Regions from separate parts of the Homo sapiens genome. Here region 2 is linked to region 1. A link is a loop called in an ENCODE intact Hi-C map of the cell type or tissue named here. Cell type or tissue: B cell. All regions are shown on one strand. Each heading gives the region's core, and the rest is flanking DNA. Links, peaks and the distances in the headings are about the cores only. Region 1 holds the start of PPP2R5B (protein phosphatase 2 regulatory subunit B'beta). Region 2 overlaps BATF2 (basic leucine zipper ATF-like transcription factor 2).

Region 1 (11,058 bases), core at 1,698-9,697:
GGAGGAGGCAGAAGAGAGGAAGAGGGCTCAGGTGACCTGGCCCCAGTCCCTCCTTCCAGAATCCTGAGCTCCAGCTGAGGCCCAGGGAGAATCACCTTCCTAGGATCTCCAGCAGCTCAGCCACACCATTGAAGTGCTCGAATTCATAGATGAACCTGCAAGAGAAGAACGCAGGTGGGCTCAAAGCAAGCAGGGTAGGCCCAGTGCCCCCTTAGGCATCCTGCCTGCCCACCCTCACCTGCACGGCACGCTCATCCAACTCTCCCCCAACCCAGAGGCTGCGCTCCCTTCCCAACATCCCAAACCAGGCCCCATTGAGATCCCCGCCCCCCCACACTGAAATGCCCTTCTCAGCCCAGCCACCTCTGCCACTGAGTCCCAAGCTCAAGGCTCTCTTGCCAGTCAACCAAGAGAATGACAAACACTTAGCACATCTACTCCGTACCATGTAAGTCTCAGAATTATCCAGGGAGATGGGGCTTAAGAAATCCATCACATGGATGAAGAAATCAAGACTCAGCGGTTAAATAAAACAACCCCAATGTTAATAGGCAGGGAATCTAATGAACTCCAAGGTGCAGGAGGACAGGGATCATGGCTCACCCATTTTGTAGCTAATAACAACTAATGTTTCAGAGTCCCGGCCTCAGTCCAGGAGCTATGCTGAGTGCTTTGCAGGCAAGGCCCCATGTCACCTCGATAATGGTCCCTGAGTTAGTACAAGCAGCATCCCCATTTTTATCTTATCTTTGAGATGGAATCTCGCTCTGTCGCCCAGGCAGGAGTGCAGTGGCGCAATCTTGGCTCACTGCAACCTCCACCTCCCAGGCTCAAGCGATTCTCCTGCCTCAGCCTCCTGAGTAGCTGGGATTGCAGGTGTTTACCACCACACTCAGCTAATTTTTGTATTTTTAGTAGAGACGGAGTTTCACCACGTTGGCCAGGCTGATCTTGAACTCCTGATCTCAAGTGATCTGCCCACCTCCAACTCCCAAAGTGCTGGGATTACAGGCATGAGCCACTGCACCCAGCCAGCATTCCCATTTTAAAGACGAGCAAACTAGGAGAGAGCTTAAGTAATTTGCCAAAGTTCACCCAAACGTTGGAACCAAACTCAAATGTAGGCCATACAGCTTCAGAGCCATGGTCTCAACTACAAGGCCACGTGAGCCTTGATGCCCAGTGGGTGCTGGTGCTCAGTGCATGTTTGCAGAAAGAATCTCTCTCTGGGTCCTTATGGCCTGGCATGATAAGGGTCAAATGATTTAGCTCCTAGGCCCCTGGACTGACCCAGTCCCTGCAAACCATTTCATCTCTCTTGGCCTCTACTTTCTCATCTGTAAAATGGAAATAAATACCCATTCTCTGTCAACTTCACAGGCTTTGTATAATCAATATGTAATACGTTACTGAGAAAGGGCTTGGAAAACAGAAGTTCTACAAGGGCCCCTGCAGCCCAGGAGCCTTTGCTGCAGTCTTCTTTTTTTTTGTTTTCTTTTCTTTTTTTTTTTGAGACACAGTCTCCCCGTTGCCCAGGCTGGAGTGCAGTGGCATGATCTCGGCTCACTGTAAACTCCACCTCCTGGGTTCATCCGTCTCGCTCTGTCGCCCAGGCCGGACTGCGGACTGCAGTGGCGCAGTCTCGGCTCACTGCAAGCTCCGCTTCCCGGGTTCACGCCATTCTCCTGCCTCAGCCTCCCGAGTAGCTGGGACTACAGGCGCCCGCCACCGCGCCCGGCTAATTTTTTGTATTTTTAGTAGAGACGGGGTTTCACCTGGGTTCAAGTAATTCTTGTCTCAGCGTCCCAAGTAGCTGGAATTACAGGTGCCCACCACCATGCCTGGCTAATGTTTGTATTTTTATTAGAGACGGGGTTTCACCATGTTGGCCAGGTTGGTCTCAAACTCCTCACCTTAGGTGATCCACCCACCTCGGCCTCCCAAAGTGCTGGGATTACAGGTGTGAGCCACCGCACATGGCCTTTGCCGCAGTCTTCTAACAGCCCTCTCACCCTCCCCAGGTCTCTGCTGGGCAGGCAGCAGCCACTCACCGGAGGAAGATGTGGTTGCACTGTTTGCGGATGTAGGCCCGGAGACCCAGGAACTTGCCATAGACCCGGTGCAGGATGGTCTTGAGGTACTCACGCTCCCGGGGATCCTCACTATCAAATAGCTCCAGGAGCTGTGGGAACCAGAGTCAGGGTCAGGGTCAGGGTCAGGGGAAAGGTCCACCCCAGGTTGCTTCCATCCTATCCCTGGCCCCTCAGAGAGCCTGCCCCTGCCTTGTGGTACCACCCAGCCTGGGCTCCCCACTTCACCATCAGGACAAACTTTTGATCCACATATCTCTTGGCCACGGAGGGCTGGAAGTCTGGGCTCTCCAAGAAACGCAGGAAAAACTCATATACCAGCTGGGGGAGGGGGACAGACAAAAAGGTGAGTTCAGTAACAGCCTCACCCACTCATTCCACCCTATGGCCCTCATCCAACTGTCTAGGGGCTAAGGAGGCCCTCTCCCCATGCCTTGGATCTCTTCTGAAACTTGGATCTCTGTCTTCCCCAACCCTTCAGACCTGCAGGTGTGGCCACGAAGGCTCAAGATTGGGCTCATCCTCTTCAGGGTCAAATTCAGGGTTCTCACTGGGCGGCAGAGTCCGGAAGATATTCACTGAGATCTGAGTGGCAGAGTTGGGGTTCATTAAGGAAAAGCCCTTGAAGACAGAAGCCAGGGAGTCTCTCATTCAAAGCTTTTTTTTTTTTTTTCTTTCCCAAGACAGGGTCTCGCTCTGTTGCCCAAGCTGGAGCGCAGTGGTACAATCTCGACTCACTGCAACCTCAACCTCCCAGGCAGGCTCAAGCGATCCTCCCACCTCAGCCTTCTGAGTAGCTGGACTACAGTAGCACACCACTATGCCCGGCAAATTTTTAAATTTTTGTAGTGATGCGGTCTCACTGTCAGGCTGGTCTTGAACCCCTTGCCTCAAGTGATCCTCTCGCCTTGGCCCAAAGTGCTGGGATTACAGATGAGAGCTGCTGCTCCCGGCCCTCATTCAAAGTTCTAATGGGTTGATTTCAGCATCTGCCCCAGCAAGCAGTTCATTCCTTGGGCAATCATCACCTGAACGCCTAGTTCGTGCAAGCCCTGGGCCAGGGGCTGGGAACCCAGGGGTGAATGGGACACATCCCTGCCTTCTAGGCAGGTGCAATCCAGTGGGGAGAACAAGGCTAGAAGCTGTGAGGTCTACGGGCAGGAAAAGGGAGATTTCCAGCTTGGTTATTGACAGCGGCTTCTTGGCAGAGGCGGCACCTGAGCCAGGCCATGGATGGTATGGGGTGTGGGGCAGGGCACTCCAGGTCTCAGGCAAGCATAAGCAAAGGTGTGGACGTGGGGCAGGCCCGGAGGCATTCAGTGGGTGTTGGGCAGCAGCAGGTCGGGGGGAAGGAAGACGTGGACTGAGGCCAAGCCGATGAGTACAGGGTTATTCTCCACGCAGGGGTCCTGCGGACAGGAAACGGGGCTCACACGCCCTCTCGGCCGGCCCTCGGAGCCTGGGTGGCAGGTGCTCACCATGCGGATGATGTCTGGGTAGACGGGCTCGATGAGGACACCCCGGGTGCTCCCCACACACTCCACCAGCTCGTTGAGGGCTGCCCGCTTCACCTCCTTCCCCTTGAGGTCGGCCACACAGTCCAAGAAGTCAAACATCACCCCACACTGGGCCAGCTTCCGGCTCAGCAGCTCGTGCAGCTCGGAAGCCGGCACATCTGGGGAGGAGAGGGCATCCTGGGCCTGGGCCCCAGCTCCCCCAGCTGCCCCAGCTGTGGGTGGGGCAGACCCTCCTAATCTCCACGGCTGCCTCTGCTGCCCCCAGGCCCCATGCTCTTGTGCCATCTCCTGCTCCTTGCAGACAGCAAACAACTACTGTCCCTTCCTCCATTCCTGGGGGTTGAGGGTTGCTTTTCTTCCTCCTAATCCAGGCTCAGAGAGTATGATGGCCTGAGTTTTAAAGCAAGATCACAAATCCTGGATGCAGCAGCTTTCCACAGGTGCCCCAAACAGCTGCTGCCTCCCTCTCAGGTGGCACCCTGTTCTAAGGGCCAGAAATGGGGAGGGGTTCAGGGCCAAGGATCTCTACGGTGTCCTCAGGCTTGGCCAGTCTGGCCCTATGGCCCAAGGCTGGGGAAGGGACCTATGTGGTGATCCCAGGGAACCCTGCCAAGCGCCTGCTCCAGGGATCTGGCAGCTGGCTGGGCTGATAGTGGCCCCCTGGAACCCAGGCTATGGGCCCCACCCTTGGCCTTGGTCTGCCCCTAGGGTGGCACCACCTTCGGATGTCCCACCTCTAAGGATGACAGGCCAGTCAGGCCATGTGTCAGCAGAGAGGGCTGGAGGGCTGGGGTCAGTTCTGATGGCGGAGAACCTAGCCTGGAGGGGTATCCAAACTCTCTCTCTTGGCAGCTGCCCGCTGCCTCCCACCCCTCCCCATGGCCCTGCTGGTCCCCTCGGGGGTTCGGTTCCCCCAGTGGCCAGCAGCCAGCTCACCTTTGAGCAGGGGCAGCGGTGTGAGCTCTTGCTGGTTGCTCTGATAGCGGAACTGAGAGGAGCTGTGGGAGCGGCGGGGCCGGGCTCTGCGGAGGGAACGGCGGGAGAAGCCGTCCACCTTGTCGGGTGGGGGCACAGGCGACAGCCCGGGGGAGGAGGGGCTAGTGGGGGTGCTTGCAGGGGGCAGCTTCGTCTCCATGGCGGTCAGGCGGCAGGGCAAGCTTTCAGAGCCCCGGGGGTTCTCTCTGGGCCTGGGAGGTGCTGGGTGAGACTGGACAGACTAACTTGGTCCCATCCTGTCCGGCCTTTGGGGGGGGGGCACAACCACAGTCCTGGGCCCCCCCCCAGGGCCTCCTGCAACTGCCCAGTCCTGGGGGGCAGACAGGGTAGAAAGGAGGATGGCTCAGGCCTCAGATCCTTCCTGGGGGTCCCGAAGAGTCCAGTTAGGGTTCCCACCCTGGCTCTTTTGAAAACGAAGTCAGGCAGAAAGATCAGCAAGAAAGAGACAGAGAAAGCCCATCAGTTCCTCAGGAGAGCCGGGAGGCTGCGTGGAGTGCCCAGGTCTTTTCCCTCCTATCCTTGCCCAGACCCTAAAATAGGGGTGCAGCCCCCTCCCATCCTGGACATGTCCCTCCCTTCTCTCAGACAGAAAGCCTCCAAAACAACCCCTCCCAGAATAGGGCCTATCCCCCAAGCCAGCCCCGACTCAGAATGGAGCCCCGATCGTCATCCCTGCCCCTTTCAGAATGGAACGCATCGCTGCTCCACTAATCCCGGCCACTTGGGACAACCCCAAGACTGGAGGTGCTGTCCCGATGCCACCCCGCTCCTAGAACCTGGCACCCTCCCCCACCTCAGCTCCTCCTTCCTGGCCCCCCAAACCTCATGGGGTGGGGGACACTCACTTCTCGAAAACCTAGACTTCGGTCGCCAACCCCCGGGGGCTGCCCGTAGGGAGGGCGACGGCCGTTCAGGGCCCCTTCGCAGCGGTTCCGCTCGGGGCGCTGGGGCTGGGCGGCGGCGCTCCTGGGTTCTCTCCCGGGCTCCGGGGGGGCGGCTAGAGCATGCCCCCAACTCAGCCCCGGGCCGGGACTGGGCGCTCGGCGGGCTCTGCACCGGCCGTCGCAGCGCGCGGATCTCCGCTGAAGTCCTGGGACTCCGACCCAACGCGGTGCAGCGCAACGGGAGCCCCGGCTCGGCTCCGTGCGCACCGGCACCCGCCGCCCAGCTGCTCAGGATGACATCAAGTCACCTCCCCCCACCCGGCCCGCACCTCCCCGCGGGCTGAAAGGGGGGGCTGCGTCAGGAAGGCCCGGGGCCGCTGGGAGATGTAGTCCCCGCGCCGTTTAAAGTGAGCTGCCAGACCAAAGGGGACACCCCTGAGGGCAGACTCGGGGGTGAAGGCCGAAGCTTTTGAAGCCAGAGAGCAGAGTGGGATGGGCTCTAGCCGGGGGCGGGAAGCCTGGATTCTAGAAGGGAGGCTGCATAGGGAAAGAGGAGGGCTTAGGAGTTTGCACCAGGAAAGTAGGGTGATGCCAGGACACTGACAGGAAGGAGTCGCAGCAAGCTACGCTAGGCCCACAGATTTGGCCTGGGCCTTCTATGCCCTAGGCCATCCCCCCAGGAACCTCACCCTTACCCCAGAACCACCAGACACTTCAGAAACCCCTTGGAAACCAGCACTGGACTAGTTAAAAGTCTGCGATGAGTCAGTGCTTGCTGGGAGGGGTGTGGTGCACCCAAGCCTGCTGGGAGATGCAGTCCATCCTCAGGCCTGCAGTCCCCCTCCCGTCCCTTGCTGTCTATGGTGACATCATGGTCTCCAGTTTAAAGGGCCAGTCTTGGAGTGGCAAAGCCCGAGAGGAGGAGGTTTTCTCCTTGAGCTGCCACCTCATCCCAGGCAGCCTGGCCTTCCCGGATGGACCTTTCAGCCCCCCTGGACCCTAAGATGTGCTGGGTGGGTCAGTGTCTCTTGCTCAAAATCCTGCTGCTGGCATGCAAGGCACAGGTGGGAGTCCAGGAGTTTGGCATGCTAACCAAAAGTTCCCAGCCTGCAGTCCTGGGCCCCCGTCCTAGGATCCTGGACCCCAACACTCTTTATAGCCCTGAACTCCATCCCGCTACACTGCTGTGAAATCTCCACCCTGAAATGTTGCCTGGATGAGCAGCTGGTCCATGGTGAGCAGTAGGAAAGGGTGATGAGACCAGATAATGAGGTCGGGGAGGGGACTAGGGGCCTTTTCAGAGTCTGCCCCATCTTGCTTTGGGTCTTGGTGACCACTCAGTGCTCCAGCGGAACCACCCAGCCATCCTCCCGGTTGCAGAGGAAGCCTGGGTGCGCAAGAGGTGTCCGCCTACCAAAGCAACAGAAGGCAGAGGCCTGCACCGAGGGCCGCAGTTCACCAGGCTGGGGTCCAGGACTCCGGCACTGGAGACCCAGCAAGTGCTCTGCTTGCTCAGGAACCTCCGGCAGGCCTTGCCCATCCGGCCCTTGGTGTCCCTGTCTGTCCAATGGGAATCCATGATCTCCCTCCTTGCCCACCTCCCAGGCTCTTCTGCATCCCTGAACAAGCTGAGGGAGGGCAGGCCCACAGAGCCTCTGCAGCCAGGCAAGGACCCCAAGGCCTAGAGAGGAGAAGCGCCTTGCCCAGTGTCACACAGCGTGTCATCAAAAGTTGGGGCCAGGGGCCAGGCTTCCACCTCCCAGCTGGCTACAGCCCATCTCCACAAGCCCCCTGGGTACCAGTGCCCTGGTCTCAAGGCTAGACTGACCACAGAGGACTGGTGTTTTATATAAAGGAAGTGCTAAGGCCAGGTGTGATGGCTCATACCTGTAATCTCAATACTTTGGGAGGCTGAGGTGGGAAGATCACATAAGCCCAGGAGTTAGAGGCTGCAGTAAGCTGTGATTGTGCTGTCGCATTCCAGCCTGGGTGACAGAGACCCTGTCTCAAAAACAAAACAAAAAACAGAGATGTTCCATTTGAGAAATGGGGCACTGAAGAGTAGAGGAGAGGGATAAGACTCTTGGAAGAAAAAAAAAACTTTTTTTTTTTTTTGAGATGGAGTCTCGCTCTGTTGCCCAGGCTGGAGTGCAGTGGCACAAACTCGGCTCACTGCAAGCTCCGCCTCCTGGGTTCACACCATTCTCCTGCCTCAGCCTCCCGAATAGCTGGGACTTCAGGCGCCCACCACCAAGCCCAGCTAGTTTTTTTGTATTTTTAGTAGAGACGGGGTTTCACCGTGTTAGCCAGGATGGTCTCGATCTCCTGACCTCGTGATCCGCCCACCTCGGCCTCCCAAAGTGCTGGGATTACAGGCGTGAGCCACTGTGCCCGGCTGAAAAAAAAGACTTCTGAAGTGGTGGCATTTGAACTGGGTCTCAAAATAGGCACAGTGTCACTTGGAGGATGCAAGATTGAACATTTTTTGTTTGTTTGTTTTTTGAGACAGAGTCTCACTCTGTCACCCAGGCTTGAGTGCAGTGGCACCATCTCAGCTCACTGCTGCAACCTCCACCTCCCAGGCCCAAGCAATCCTCCTGCCTCAGCCTCCCAAGTAGCTGGAACCACAGATGCACGCCATCATGCCAGGCTAATTTTTGTTTTTTTTGGTAGAGACAGGGTTTCGCCATGTTGCGCAGGCTGGTCTCAAACTCCTGAGCTCAAGCGATCCATTCGCCTCAGCCTCCTAAATGCTGGGATTACAGGAGTGAGCCATTGCACCCGGCTTTATTTTATTTTTTTATTTTTTTTTTGCAGTGGCGCGATCCTGGCTCACTGCAACCTCTGCCTCCTGGGCTCAAGCAATCCTCCCACCTCAGCCTCAGTCCCGAGTAACTGGGACCTCAGGCGCATGCCACCACTCCTGGCTAATTTTTTGTATTCTTTGTAGAGACAGGGTTTTGCTATGTTGCCCAGACTGGTCTCTAACTCAAGTGATCCTCTCGCCTTGGCCTCCCAAAGTGCTGGGACTACAGGTGTGAGCCACCATGTGTGGCTTTTACCACAATTTAAACGAAATGCATCACGTTGTGTTATATGCAACGAAAGATGTATGTTCAAAACAAAAAAAAGTCACCAATTTCAGTTGTACAATCCAACAGTATTGTATTTATAGATGAAGTTCCATGTATTTATAGATGAAGTTTGCTTTTTCAGGTGTGTTCCAGATCCCCCTGTTCTCCTGGCTGCCCCTGAGCTACCTGGAGGAGCTCCTCTGGCCTGGACACCCAGTTCCCTGCCAGCTGCCTGGGATCTCCTCCCTCCAGCTCCACCCATCCTTGAGGGATGGCCTCTCTTCCTCCATGAAAGCCCTTCCCTCTGATAAAACCCAAGCTCTCCACCCAGGACAGAGTCAAAAGCCGCAGCCCCCGGGCCACCTCTGTGATCCCTTTCTCACCCCAGAGGGTGGGCCATCCCTGGGGGGAGGGAGATACTCCTTCAGGGCCCCTGAGGTCTGAAGCACACAGTTTGCCTGATGAGTTTTCACCTAATCTAAGGTGGGAAGGATGCCCCCCGGCCTGGGCAAAGCCTGGCCCTCCCCATTTTCTCTCTATGGGGAGGAATCCTGACCCCAAACTTCCCCTGACCTCTTGACTGGAATCCAGTTGTCCAGTAGAAGAAGCCCCTAAATGCAGTGCCCAGGGCCAGTGTATTTGTTAGAACTGCTGGACCTAGGCCAGGTGCAGGGGCTCATGCCTGTAATCTCAGCACTTTGGGAGGCAGAGGCAGGTGGATTGCTTGAGCCCAAGAGTTCAAGACCAGCCTGGGCCACATAGTGAAACTCCATCTCTACAAAAAATAGAAAAATTAGCTGGGCATGGTGGCACGAGCCTATAGTCCCAGCTACTCGGGGAGGCTGAGGTGGGAGGATTGCTTGAGCCCGGGAGGCAGAGGTTGCAGTGAACTGTGATCATGCCCCTGTACTCCAGCCTGAGCAAGAATGAGGTACTGGCTCAAAAAAAAAATTACATATATATATATATATAGAACTGCTGGACCGAAGGCTGGGCGCAGTGGCTCACACCTGTAATCCCAGCACTTTGGGAGGCCGAGGCGGGCAGATCATGAGGTCAAAACTTCGAGACCAACCTGACCAACACGGTGAAACCCCATCTCTACTAAAAACAGAAAAATTAGCCAGGCGTGGTGGTGCACGCCTGTAATTCCAGCTACTCAGGAAGCTGAGGCAGGAGAATCACTTGAACCCAGGAGGCAGAAGTTGCAGCAAGCTGAGATCGCGCCACTGCACTCCAGGCTGGGAGACAGAGCGAGACTCCGTCTCAAAAAAAAAAAAAATAACTGCTGGACCTAAAGTGGGGCTTGGGACTTCGTTGCAGAATGTCCCATGGGGTTCCCAACACCCCATTTCCTCCCAAGAGAATATCGTCCCCTTTACTGTGCGAGGATTTTTTGCTCACTCCTTTAGCTCCTACTCCGAGGCTAGGTTGGAGAATGACTGTCTCTGGAGTTGGTTTTCTACAGAGCTTGTCTGGGGAAGTATCTTTGTGTCCTCTCAGTCCTGTCTAATCTTCTGCTGTGGTACACACATGGCACTGGGAACTGGGGCTCAGGAATGGACCTGCAGGCACCAACCCCTAAGAGACGGATGTGCCCACCAGTTCAGTTACAACAGACAGATGTGAGTGCAGCCTGACCCTGGGGTCTCCCTCACTGGAGGAGAGCAAACTCCCAGAGTGGCTCCAGGGGCCTAGAAAGGATAACTTTTCTTGGACCAAGAGAATATCCCCTTCTATCCCCACCACCTTTGGAAGGAGGAGAAGTGGTGTTTTTTCTTTTTTCTTTCCTTTTTTTGTTTTTGAGGTGGAGTCTTCTCTGTCACCCAGGCTGGAGTGCAGTGGTGCAATCTCAGCTCACGGCAACCTCTGCCCCCCGGGATCAAGTGACTCTGGCCACCTCAGCCTCCCAAAAATGCTGGGATTACACGTGTAAGCCACTGTTCCAAGCCTCTTTTTTCTTTTTATGATTTCTGAATCTTAATGCTTTTTCATTCATTCGCTCCACAGCATTTAGGCACGTAGCCTTGGTCTCCTCTCCCTTAAGAATGGGGATATTAATAGAACCTCCCTCATGAGCATATGGTGAACAGCAGAGCAGATGAGATCGTGCACGTAAAGTAACAAGCCCAAGGCCTAGGACATCACACAGGCTTAATTCATGGTGGCAATTATATTTACTATTAATTTTTTTTTTAGACAAGATCTCCGTCTGTCACCGAGGCCGGAGTGCAGTGGTGCATTCATAGCTTCACTGCAACTTCAAACTCCTGGGCTCAAATGACCAAAGGCACACACCACCACGCCCGGCTAATTTTTTGAAACATTTTTTTTTTTTTGTAGACACAGGGATTCAGCTATGTTGCCCAGGCTGGTCTCAAACTCCTGGGCTCAAGCGATCCTTCTGCCTCAGCCTCCCAAAGTGCTGGGATTACAGGAGTGAGCAACCCAACCCGGTATATTATTATTAATGTAATAATCAGTTGGTGAGCACAGT
Region 2 (11,058 bases), core at 1,221-9,220, 66 kb before region 1:
ATGGAGGTTGCAGTAAGCTGAGCTCATGTCACTGCACTCCAGCCTGGGTGACAGAGAGAGACTCTGTCTCAATAAAATAAAATAGGCCGGGCTCAGTGGCTCACACCTGTAATCCCAGCACTTTGGGAGGCTGAGGCGGGCAGATCACCTGAGGTCAGGAGATCGAGACCATCCTGGCCAACATGGTGAAACCCCGTCTCTATTAAAAATAGAAAAATTAGCTGGGCGTGGTGGAGGCACATGCCTGTAATCCCAGCTTCTCAGGAGGCTGAGGCAGGAGAATCACTTGAACCTGGGAGGCGGAGGTCGCAGTGAGCCAAGATCACGCCACTGCACTCCAGCCTGGGCGACAGAGACTCTGTCTCAATAAAATAAAATAAAATAAAATAAAGTAAAATAATAAATAAATTCCCTGGGCCATGGTTTCCCTTGGAGGCTCTGCTTATCTCACAGGAGCCCCCTTCACTCACCGTGGGTCCTGTCTCAGCCTTTAGTTTCTTGGTGCCCCAGTGTCTACAGTGAGCCCGCTGTGGACATGGCCCAAGGGAGCATATGGAGCAGGAGCCTAGGAGCATTCAGAATCTGCAGCCAGGGCGGCCAGGGCCTTGCCTGAGGTCCTTACCCTCAAAACACATACCCCAGAGAGACTTGGGGGCGGGGGCTGGGCTGTGAGCTCTCCAACAGTCCCTCTTGCTCTGACTTTGCAGAGCTCTGGACATTTGGGTAAAATATTTTATCTAAGTTTCATTGATCCCAGGGTACAAGGTGGTCACAACCTTTGAGTCCACTCTTCCACCGGAATAAACCCTTCATTCATTCATCCTTCGCTACCACCCCACTACAATGTGAGCAATTTCAGGGCAGGGATTTGTGTGTATTTTGTTTGCTATCATGTCCCTCTAGCTTACTGCCTGGAACATAGTAGGTGCTTATACATGTTTGTTGAGTAAGTGAATATCTGCTTTGGGCTTGAGCTGGGCATGAGCACAGAGAACCACATCTGCCCTCATGGAGCTCACAGTTAGGAAAGTTCACACCTTGGTGTGGAAATCATGGCAATGAGAAGAATGGAAGCTGAGCTTTATGGCACGCCGGCTCTGGGCTGCCTGCCGCATGGGCTTTAACCCTCTGCTGTGGTGCTTCCATTGCAGGGATGGGGCGATTGGGTTCAAGAATATGGGGCTCGGCTGGGCACGGTGGCTCACACCTGTAATCCCAGCACTTTGGGAGGCCGAGGCTGGTGAATCACCTGAGGTCAGGAGTTCAAGACCAGTTTGAGATGAGCCTGGCCAACATGAGGAAACCCCATCTCTACTAAAAATACAAAAATTGGCCAGGAATGGTGGCAGGTGCCTGTAGTCCCAGCTACTTGGGAGGCCGAGGCAGGAGAATTGCTTGAACCCGGGAGTCAGAGTTTGCAGTGAGCCAAGATAGAGCCGCTGCACTACTCCAGCCTGGGCAACAGAGTGAGACTCTGTCTCAAAAAAAAAGGAAAAAAGAATGTGGGGTTTGAAGTTGGCTCTGTCTGAGTTTGAATCTCAGGCTTCCCATCTTCCCTGCTTGCCCTCCCACCCTCCACATGAGCGGTGAGCAGGACACAGGGGTGAGGCTGGCGTTCCAACAAGGTGTGCAGTGCCTGCTATAGGGGGTGTGGGTGCCAAGGGAGCTTCTGGGAGATAAAAGACCCTTGGGAACTTGACTCAAGGGGAAAGACTTGGCTTTACAAATGGCGGGCCAGGACGGAGGGCACAAGGCCTGGCTGGGCCCCCTGAGTCCTCTGCCTCATGCCCCACAGGACCCCAAGGAGCAACAAAGGCAGCTGAAGAAGCAGAAGAACCGGGCAGCCGCCCAGCGAAGCCGGCAGAAGCACACAGACAAGGCAGACGCCCTGCACCAGGTGTGGACAACCCCTAACCCCTTTCCTTGTCTCTGGCTCCACTTACTGGCCCAGCCACCTCTTCTCCATCCCACCTTTGAGCAGACCTCCCCCAAACTCCTGTATTTTTCTAGGTCACCTGAGTTTGGGATGAGAAAAGGATCCTGTGGCTGACATTTGGAAAGTTCTGGGTGTTGAGTACAAACCATGTGCCAGGTACACACCAGGCTCCAGGGACACAAAGGGTCATCCTCAGCCCAGCCGTGTCCTAAGGTGTCCGCAGTCTAGGGGAAGGAAGACAGGAAGTGGAGGCAAATAGGGAGACCCCAACACAATGGCCAGCTGAGACACTGGTTAAAATGCAGATTCCAGGCTGGGCACTGTGGCTCACACCTGTAATCCTAGCACTTTGGGAGGCTGAGGCTGGAGGATTGTTTGAGCCCAGGAGTTCAAGACCAGCCTGGGCAATATAGTGAGACTCTGTCTCTACAAAAATTAAAAAATAGTTAGCTGGGCGTGATGGTGCACACCTGTAGTCCCAGCTACTCAGGAAACTGAGGCAGGAGGATCGCTTGAGCCCAGAAGTTCAAGGCTGCAGTGAGCCATGATTGTACCACTGCATCCAACCTGGGCAACAGATTGAGACCCTGTCTATAGAAAAAAAAAAGTGGATTATTCTTCCTCTGCCAGGTCCCACCTCATGAGGCCAGGTGGGCCCAGGGACCTGCACGGTGATTTGTGATTAATCACCTGGGGGTCAGAATTCAGGAGGTGACCAAGACCATACTGTGAGAACTCTGGTTCAGGGTTAAAATGGGCAGGGTTTCCAGTCCCAGTTGCAAGTTGCTTCCTTTACTGAGCTTCATGCTCATCTGAAAATACCATAAACAGTGGCTTAAACAATAGACATTTATTTCTCACAGTTTTGGAGGCTGGGAAGTCCAAGATCAAGGTGCCAGCCAATTCAGTTCCAGATGAGGGTGCTCTTCCTGACTTGTAAGTGGCTGCCTTCTCGCTGTGTGCTCATGGCCTCTCAGTGCATGTGAGAGGACAGAGTGATCTCTTTCCCTTCCTCTCCTTTTTGGGATTTTTGTTGTTGTTGTCATTTTTGAGACAGAGTCTCACTCTGTTGCCCAGACTGGAGTGCAGTGGCGCCACTTGGCTCACTACAACCTCTACCTCCTGGGTTCAAGTGATCCTCCTGCCTCAGCCTCCTGAGTAGCTAGGATTACAGGCATGCGCCACTACGCCCACCTAATTTTTGTATTTTTAGCAGAGACGGGGTTTCACCATGTTGGCCAGGCTGGTCTCAAACTCCTGGCTTTAAGTGATCTGCCCGCCTCAGCCTCCCAAAGTGCTGGGATTACAGGCGTGAACCACTGCACCTGGCCCCCTCCTTTTGTTTTAATTTTTTATTCATTTATTATTTATTTATTCTTTCTTTTTTATTTCTTCATATTCTTTATTTTTTAATAGTGATGGGGGTCTTGCTATGTTGCCCAGGCTTGTCTTGAACTCCTGGGCTCAAGCAATCCTCCCACCTCCACGTCCCAAAGTGCTGGGATTACAGGCGTGAGCCACCATGCCTGGCCTCTTCCTTTTTTTTTTTTGAGAGGGTCTTACTCTGTTGTCCAGGCTAGAGTGCAGTCCACGATCCTGGCTCACTGCAACCTCAGCTTCCCAGGCTCAAGCGATCCTCTCCACCTCAGTCTCCCGAGTAGCTGAGACTACAGGCATGCACCATCACACTTGGCTAACTTTTGTATTTTTTGTAGAGACAGAGTTTCTCCATGTAGCCCAGGCTGGTCTTGAACTCCTGGACTCAATTGATCCACCTACCTCGGCCTCCCAAAGTGCTGGGATTACAGGCTTGAGCCACCGCTCCCAGCCTCCTTCCCTCTTCTTATAAGGCCACCAATCCTATCAGATTAGAACCCGATCCTCTATCCTAGGACCTCATTTAATCTAAATTACCTTCTAAGAGCCTTATCTCTAAATGCAATCACATCGGGGGTTATGGCTTCAACACATAAATTTTGGAGGGAACACAATAGAGTCCATAGCACATAGGTAGTGGCATTGAGTGGTCTAAAGAGGAGATGAGCCAGGCGCGGTGGCTCACGCCTATAATCCCAGCACTTTGGGAGGCTGAGGTGGGTGGATTACTTGTTGGCCAGGAGTTCGAGACCAGCCTGGCCAACGTGGTAAAACCCCATCTCTACTAAAAATACAAAAATTAGCCAAGCATTGTAGCTAATTAGGCAGCCCCAGTAGCTGGGATTACAGGGATGTGGTAGCTAATTAGCCAATCCCAGTAGCTGAGGCAGGAGAATTGCTTGAACCTGGGAGGTGGAGGTTGCAGTGAGCTGAGGTCGTGCCACTGCACTTCAGCCTGGGAGACAGAGAGAGACTCTGTCTCAAAAACAACAACAACAACAACAAAAAAAGGCGATGAAGCCTGAGCTTAAGGACAAATGGGCGTTTTCCCAGAGGATGAAGGTAAGAAAACGCATTGCGGACAAATGACACAGTGCTGGCACAGGCGTGGGGAGCAGCACCCTGTAGACCAGGTGAGAGTGAGGACTGGTACTCAGAATGGTGCCTAGGAGACCCACGCATCCGTTTATTCCTTCCTTCTGGAAATGCTTATTGAGCGTCTCCCGTGTGCCAGGCACATTTCTAAGCACTGGATATAGAGCTGTAGACACAGTAGACAAACGCCCACCCCAGCCCCACCCACAGGGCTCATATTCTCCTGGGGAAGCCAGACCCACAAACAAAAAGTCCCTAGAGTGGTCAGGATGTCAGATGGTGTTAAATCCTGTTGGGAAAACTAAAGCAGAGAAGAGGGAAGGGATGAAATTGAAATTGTTACTCCTTGAGCCTCCTGAAGGTGGCAAACGAATGAATAAATGAATGAGTGAGTGACTCCGTTCCTGGAGGTGAGTTGAAGCCTTTGGAGAATTTAGGTGAAGGGTGGCCTAATGATACATTTTAGAAATGTCCATCATTCCGGCCAGGCACATTGGCTCACGCCTGCAATCCCAGCACTTTGGGAGGCCAAGGCTGGCGGATCACGAGGTCAGGAGTTCGAGACCAGCCTGACCAACATGGTGAAACCCCATCTCTAGTAAAAATACAAAAATTAGCTGGGCATGGTTGTGCATACCTGTAGTCCCAGCTACTCGGGAGGCTGAGGCAGGAGAATCGTTTGAACCTGGGAGGCAGAGGTTGCAGTGAGCCGAGATTATGCCATTGCACTCCAGCCTGGGCGACAGAGCAAAACTCTGTCTCAAAAAAAAAAAAAAAAAAAAATTCATCATTCCACATGTAGAAACCAGCGTGGCAATGGGGCTGGTGGCTTTCAGGCTGAGTCCAGGGCCGGGCGCGGTGGCTCACGCCTGTAATCCCAGAACTTTGGGAGGCCGAGGCAGGCAGATCACGAGGTCAGGAGATCGAGACCATCCTGGCTAACATGGTGAAACCCCGTCTCTACTAAAAATACAAAATATTAGCCAGGCGTGGTGGCGGGCGCCTGTGGTCCCAGCTACTCAGGAGGCTGAGGCAGGAGAATGGTGTGAACCTGGGAGCTTGAGCTTGCAGTGAGCCGAGATCGAGCCACTGCACTCCAGCCTGGGCGACAGAGCCAGACTCCATCTCAAAAAAAAGAACTTTGAGTCCAGGGCCAAAACCACATTTTTATGCAAAACACCTTTGCAACTTCTTCTTTCAAAGTGTCCAGAAAAGGGGGTGGGGGACTGAAGGAAGTCGTTCAATTTATTCAGCCCTGTGAGATGTGGATATAAAATTCTTTCTGCATTTTTACCATTACTGTCATCATAAATGGTTATTTAGAACTGCACATTGATTGTGTCTCAGGGGTTCTCAGAACCGGCGTTCAGCAGAACAGAACTTAATAAATGCTGATTCAGGGATGCAGAATCGAACACACTCATGCTGTCAACCTGTAAAACAATCCCCTGAATCCTCCCACAGTGCTCGTAGGGGCGAGTTCTGGGCCCTCAAAAGGGCAGTGGCAATAAGCAATCTAGGACAGAATGACATCAAGGTTGCCACGGGAAGGCCCTGTTGGGATTTGCACAGAGAAGGGCGGCGGAAGGGTGTCCAGGCAGAGGAAACAGGAAATGTGGCCGGGAAGCAGAGTTCATGTGAGGGTCAGGAAGGGAGGGGAGCAAGAAAGAAGGCGAGAGAGAGGAGACCGGAGGTCTGAGCTGCAGCCACTACACAGGCCTGGAATTCTACCACAGGGAATTTGGTGGGTGCCTCTAAAGGGCTTTAACCTGCAATTAATGACATGGTTGCTGAATGGCTCCTGTGGGCAAGAGAATAGGTGGTTTGGGGGACACACGGGTTGGAGGCCCGTGCATATCCCAGGTGAGAAATGGCACCGGCTCAGGGCACTAGTGGTGGGATGACAGCAGGCGGATCTGAGCCCCCTTCAGAGGGTGGGACAGGGGAGACTTGGTAGGTGGTTATGAAGGGCTGGCCAGAGAGTGGCCAAGAGACCCCACTTGGCTATTCCAATGGTGGTGGCATCTTTCTCCTGAAGTTGAGGACCCTGGAAGGGGCTAAGGCTCATGCGGGGCCCCTGACACTGGCTGAGGTTCCCCTCCCCGCCCATCTGCTTCTCTGCAGCAGCACGAGTCTCTGGAAAAAGACAACCTCGCCCTGCGGAAGGAGATCCAGTCCCTGCAGGCCGAGCTGGCGTGGTGGAGCCGGACCCTGCACGTGCATGAGCGCCTGTGCCCCATGGATTGTGCCTCCTGCTCAGCTCCAGGGCTCCTGGGCTGCTGGGACCAGGCTGAGGGGCTCCTGGGCCCTGGCCCACAGGGACAACATGGCTGCCGGGAGCAGCTGGAGCTGTTCCAGACCCCGGGTTCCTGTTACCCAGCTCAGCCGCTCTCTCCAGGTCCACAGCCTCATGATTCTCCCAGCCTCCTCCAGTGCCCCCTGCCCTCACTGTCCCTTGGCCCCGCTGTGGTTGCTGAACCTCCTGTCCAGCTGTCCCCCAGCCCTCTCCTGTTTGCCTCGCACACTGGTTCCAGCCTGCAGGGGTCTTCCTCTAAGCTCAGTGCCCTCCAGCCCAGCCTCACGGCCCAAACTGCCCCTCCACAGCCCCTCGAGCTGGAGCATCCCACCAGAGGGAAGCTGGGGTCCTCTCCCGACAACCCTTCCTCTGCCCTGGGGCTTGCACGTCTGCAGAGCAGGGAGCACAAACCTGCTCTCTCAGCAGCCACTTGGCAAGGGCTGGTTGTGGATCCCAGCCCTCACCCTCTCCTGGCCTTTCCTCTGCTCTCCTCTGCTCAAGTCCACTTCTAACCTGGTCTTCGGAGCTGGGTTGGCCCCTTCTTTGGGCTCAGGAAGCAGCCTTAGCACACGGGCCTCTCCTCCCTCACTACTGGGTGCTGCCCTGCGTGGCTGACCAGCTGGCCCAGGATTTCACAGTCGAAAAGGAAGCCACCACTGATGCCTCCCACTGTGACAGGCCCTGTCACCACCAATATCTTATTTCAACCTCACAGTTGACCTGAGAAATCGAGATTATCACTCCACTTTTTCAGACAAGGAAACTGAGGCTCAGGGAAGCCAAGTGACAAGTCCAAGGTCACGAAGACTTTCTTGGAGCCCGAAACACCACCCTCTGCTCCTCCTTCTCCTGTCCTGGCCCAGGCATCCTAGGGGCTGAAATCCTGGAAACCGTGGGCTGGTGTGAGAAGGTTTGCATGCTCAGAGCAGAGAAGGGCTCTCCCCACTGCTTCGTGATTCCAGGGCCAGAGCCATGCAGTCCCAGAAACCCCAACCTAGCTGGGGCAGGTCCAGAGTCCAAGCCCTGGTGGGTAGAGGCCAAGCAGAAGCCCTGAAGTGGACTCTTGCTTCCCCTAGTAGTGTTTTCAGTGCCAAGAAGCTGAAACTGTGAGCTGGAGTTGGGGAGAGGTCTGGAAGAGGACCATCTGGGATTTCTACAGCCTGGGTACCCATAGCCACACCAAGGCTTCTGGGAGATTCTGCAGGGTCAGCTTTCCAGGCTGTTCCCAAATAGCTCCCTGCCTCCCCACTGCCCCTAAAGCCACAGCAGAAGAGCCATTCATCTCATAAACAAAAAGGAAGAGGAAAGAATGAGGAAGGACCCTGTGCAAGGTTATTTGCAGGCAGGGATGGGCTTGTACCTGACAGCACCCACCCCTGTGTGGCCCCCAGGCCCTCATCACCCTCAGACCCCTCCTAAGCAGTTCCCTCATTGCTCTTTGGACTAGGCTGACAGCAGGAAGAGCAGGGCCCATGACCGGGTGGAAGTTCAGTTTTGGTGTCTGCTTCAAGAGGGGGTTTTACACTCTGATTCCAGGACAAGCACTCTGAGGCGGGTGGGGGAGAGAAACCCTGGCTCTTCACCCAGGTTTCACACACATGTAAATGAAACACTATGTTAGTATCTAACACACTCCTGGATACAGAACACAAGTCTTGGCACATATGTGATGGAAATAAAGTGTTTTGCAATCTTTTCTGCTTTGCCTAGTTACTTAAACCTCTCTTTGTAACCTACAGAGTCTTTGAAAAAAGAGAGAATAACAGAGATGGGCAACCCCTCATGAACCAGCTAATTAATCTCCCTCCAATACTACAGATGAGGAAACTGAGGCTCAGAGATGAGACGGACTTGCGCAGGTGTATTAGTCAGTGTTCTCTAGAGAAATAGAACCAATAGAGTGTGTGTGTGTGTGTGTGTGTGTGTGTGTGAAGACAGAGAGATTTTTTTTTTAATGTTGTTTTTTTTTTGAGATGGAGTTTCACTCTTGTCACCCAGGCTGGAGTGCAATGGTGCAATCTCGGCTCACTGCAACCTTCGCCTCCCGGGCTCAAGTGATTCTCCTGCCTCAGCCTCCCAAGTAGTGGGGATTACAGGTGCCCACCACCACACCCAGCTAATTTTTTCCTTTTTTTGAGACAGAATCTCGCTCTGTCGCCCAGGCTGGAGTGCAGTGGTGCAATCTCGGCTCACTGCAAGCTCCGCCTCCCGGGTTCACGCCATTCTCCTGACTCAGTCTCCTGGACTACAGGCGCCTGCCACCATGCCCGGCTAATTTTTTTTTTTTTTTTTTTTTTGTATTTTTAGTAGAGACAGGGTTTCACCATGTTAGCCAGGATGGTCTCGATCTCCTGACATTGTGATCTGCCTGCCTCGGCCTCCCAAAGTGCTGGGATTACAGGCATGAGCCACCACACCCAGCCTCACGCCCAGCTAATTTTTGTATTTTTAGTAGAGATGGGGTTCCACCATGTTGGCCAGGCTGGTCTCGAACTCTTGACCTCAAGTGATCTGCCCGCCTTGTCCTCCCAAAGTGCTGGGATTACAGGCGTGAACCACCACGCCCTGCCAAGGGAGACTTATTTTAAGAAATTGGCTCATGTGATGATGGAGGTTGGCAAGTCCAAATTCTTCAGGGTGAATTGTCAGGCTGGAGCCCCAGGAAAGTGCTGCTGTTGCAGTTCAAGTCCAAAGGCCACCAGCTGCAGAACTTACTCTAGCTTGGAAAAGGTTAGTCTTTTTGTTCTATTCAGGCCTTCAGTCGATTAGATGAGGCCCACCTACATTATGGAGGGCAACCTGCTTTATTCAAAGCCCACCAACTTCAATGTTGATCTCGTCCAAAAACACATTCACAGAAACATTCAGAATAATGTTTGACCACATATCTGGGCACTGTGGCCCAGCCAAGAGGACACATACAAGTAACCATTGTGCCAGGTTCACATAGCAAAGGGAAGTCACAGGGCTGTGGATGGCAGCAGAGCCATGGTCACCAGCGATTCAGGGAAAGCAAACAGGTGGGAGGGAAGCGAAGGTGCTGTTGGTTAGAGGTGGGCTGGAGTCTGGGACAGGATTCAACATACTCTGGGCACGAGGACTCAGTGGAGGATGAGGACAGCATGGTCGTGCTGTATCTGTATACCCTAAAGTATAGTAGGCTCTGTGCTATTTTACTTGGATTAACTCAATGATGCCTCTAGTAACTCTGTGACGTATGCTTCTCAACCCCACTGTTCAGAAGAGGAAACTGTCTTTGAGCTAGAGCTGTAAGAAAGAGAGAGAAAGGGAAACTGAGGTCCAGAGGTAGTAAGTAATAAGTCCAAGGTCACATAGCTAGGAAACTATATAGACTTGGTTCAACAATCAGGAGCCCTTAGCTGCAGGCAACCCAGCCTTCAACCTTCCTGGATTCTCATTGCAGGCCCAGACTTCAGGGGCAGCACATGCTAATAGATATGACCCAAGAAGGTAAAACTCTACCCCACCCTCAAACAAATAGATGGGAGTGATTCAATTAATGCTGGTACACTCATGTGATGGACTACTGAAAAGCTGAATAAAGAATGCTTGGCCAGGCGCGGTGGCTCACGCCTATAATCCCAGCACTTTGGAAGGCCAAGGCAGGCGATCATGAGGTCAGGAGTTCAAGACCAGCCTGGCCAACATGGTGAAACCCTGTCTCTAATAAAAATACAAAAATTAGCTGGGCATTGTGGCGGGTGCCTATAATCCCAGGTACTCGGGAGGCTGAGGCAGGAGAATTGCTTGAACCCGGGAGGCAGAGGTTGCAGTGAGCCGAGATCACACCACTGCACTCCAGCCTGGGCGATGGAGCAACACTCCGTCTTGGGCGGAAAAACAAGTTACTTGGGTGGCTGAGGTGGGAGGATTGCTTGAGCCAGGGAGGTCGAGGCTGCAGTGAGACATGATCGAGCCACTGCACTCCAGTCTGGATGACAGAGTGAGATCCTGCCTCAAAAAAAAAAAAAAAATAGAGAATTCAAGGGAAGGGTCTCTCAGGAGGTGTCATTCAGGATGAGACCTGACAAGATGAGAATGACAAGAGAGAGTCAGCCATGCAAAGATCTAGGGAAAGAACATGCCACTCAGAGGCAATACCATGTGTAAAAACTCCGGGTCTGGAAAAAGCGCTAAACGTAGGCTGGGCACGGTGGCTCACACCTATAATCCCAGCACTTTGGGAGGCCGAGGCGGGCGGATCACAAGGTCAGGAGATTGAGACCATCCTGGCTAACACGGTGAAACCCTGTCTCTACTAAAAATACAAAAAATTAGCCGGGCGTGGTGGCAGGCGCCTGTAGTCCCAGCTACTCAGGAGGCTGAGGCAGGA

Evidence for each region. A loop is a pair of places that touch in the nucleus more often than their neighbours do. Peaks named below come from ENCODE experiments on the same cell type or tissue, not always from the same donor. Only the 100,000 strongest peaks of a DNase experiment are listed, where the experiment ranks them.
Region 2: a loop joins it to region 1, with 6 times the contacts of the local background. A loop is called at or near these places in 39 of 110 quality-filtered maps.

The regions. Positions count from the first base shown.
Region 1 is chr11:64,919,419-64,930,476 of GRCh38, reverse strand. It overlaps PPP2R5B (protein phosphatase 2 regulatory subunit B'beta), which reads right to left and starts at 5,788. Exons shown (of 14, transcript NM_006244.4): 1 at 5,449-5,788; 2 at 4,544-5,006; 3 at 3,569-3,765; 4 at 2,574-2,675; 5 at 2,319-2,411; 6 at 2,052-2,182; 7 at 96-155. The coding sequence starts at 4,742. RefSeq lists enhancers at 1,882-3,081, 6,030-6,199, 6,340-6,409, 6,030-6,827 and silencers at 5,490-5,599, 5,700-5,919. In B cell, for the core only: no CTCF peak of the experiment used is centred there; DNase peaks (open chromatin) are centred at 5,816 and 6,276; H3K4me3 peaks cover 1,741 bases; H3K27ac peaks cover 1,391 bases.
Region 2 is chr11:64,985,287-64,996,344 of GRCh38, reverse strand. BATF2 (basic leucine zipper ATF-like transcription factor 2) reads left to right here. Exons shown (of 3, transcript NM_138456.4): 2 at 1,796-1,897; 3 at 6,533-8,400. The coding sequence ends at 7,216. Among named protein-coding and RNA genes, the nearest start is that of BATF2, 6.2 kb to the left of the region's middle. RefSeq lists an enhancer at 6,154-6,681. In B cell, for the core only: no CTCF peak of the experiment used is centred there; a DNase peak (open chromatin) is centred at 5,604; H3K4me3 peaks cover 1,146 bases; H3K27ac peaks cover 276 bases.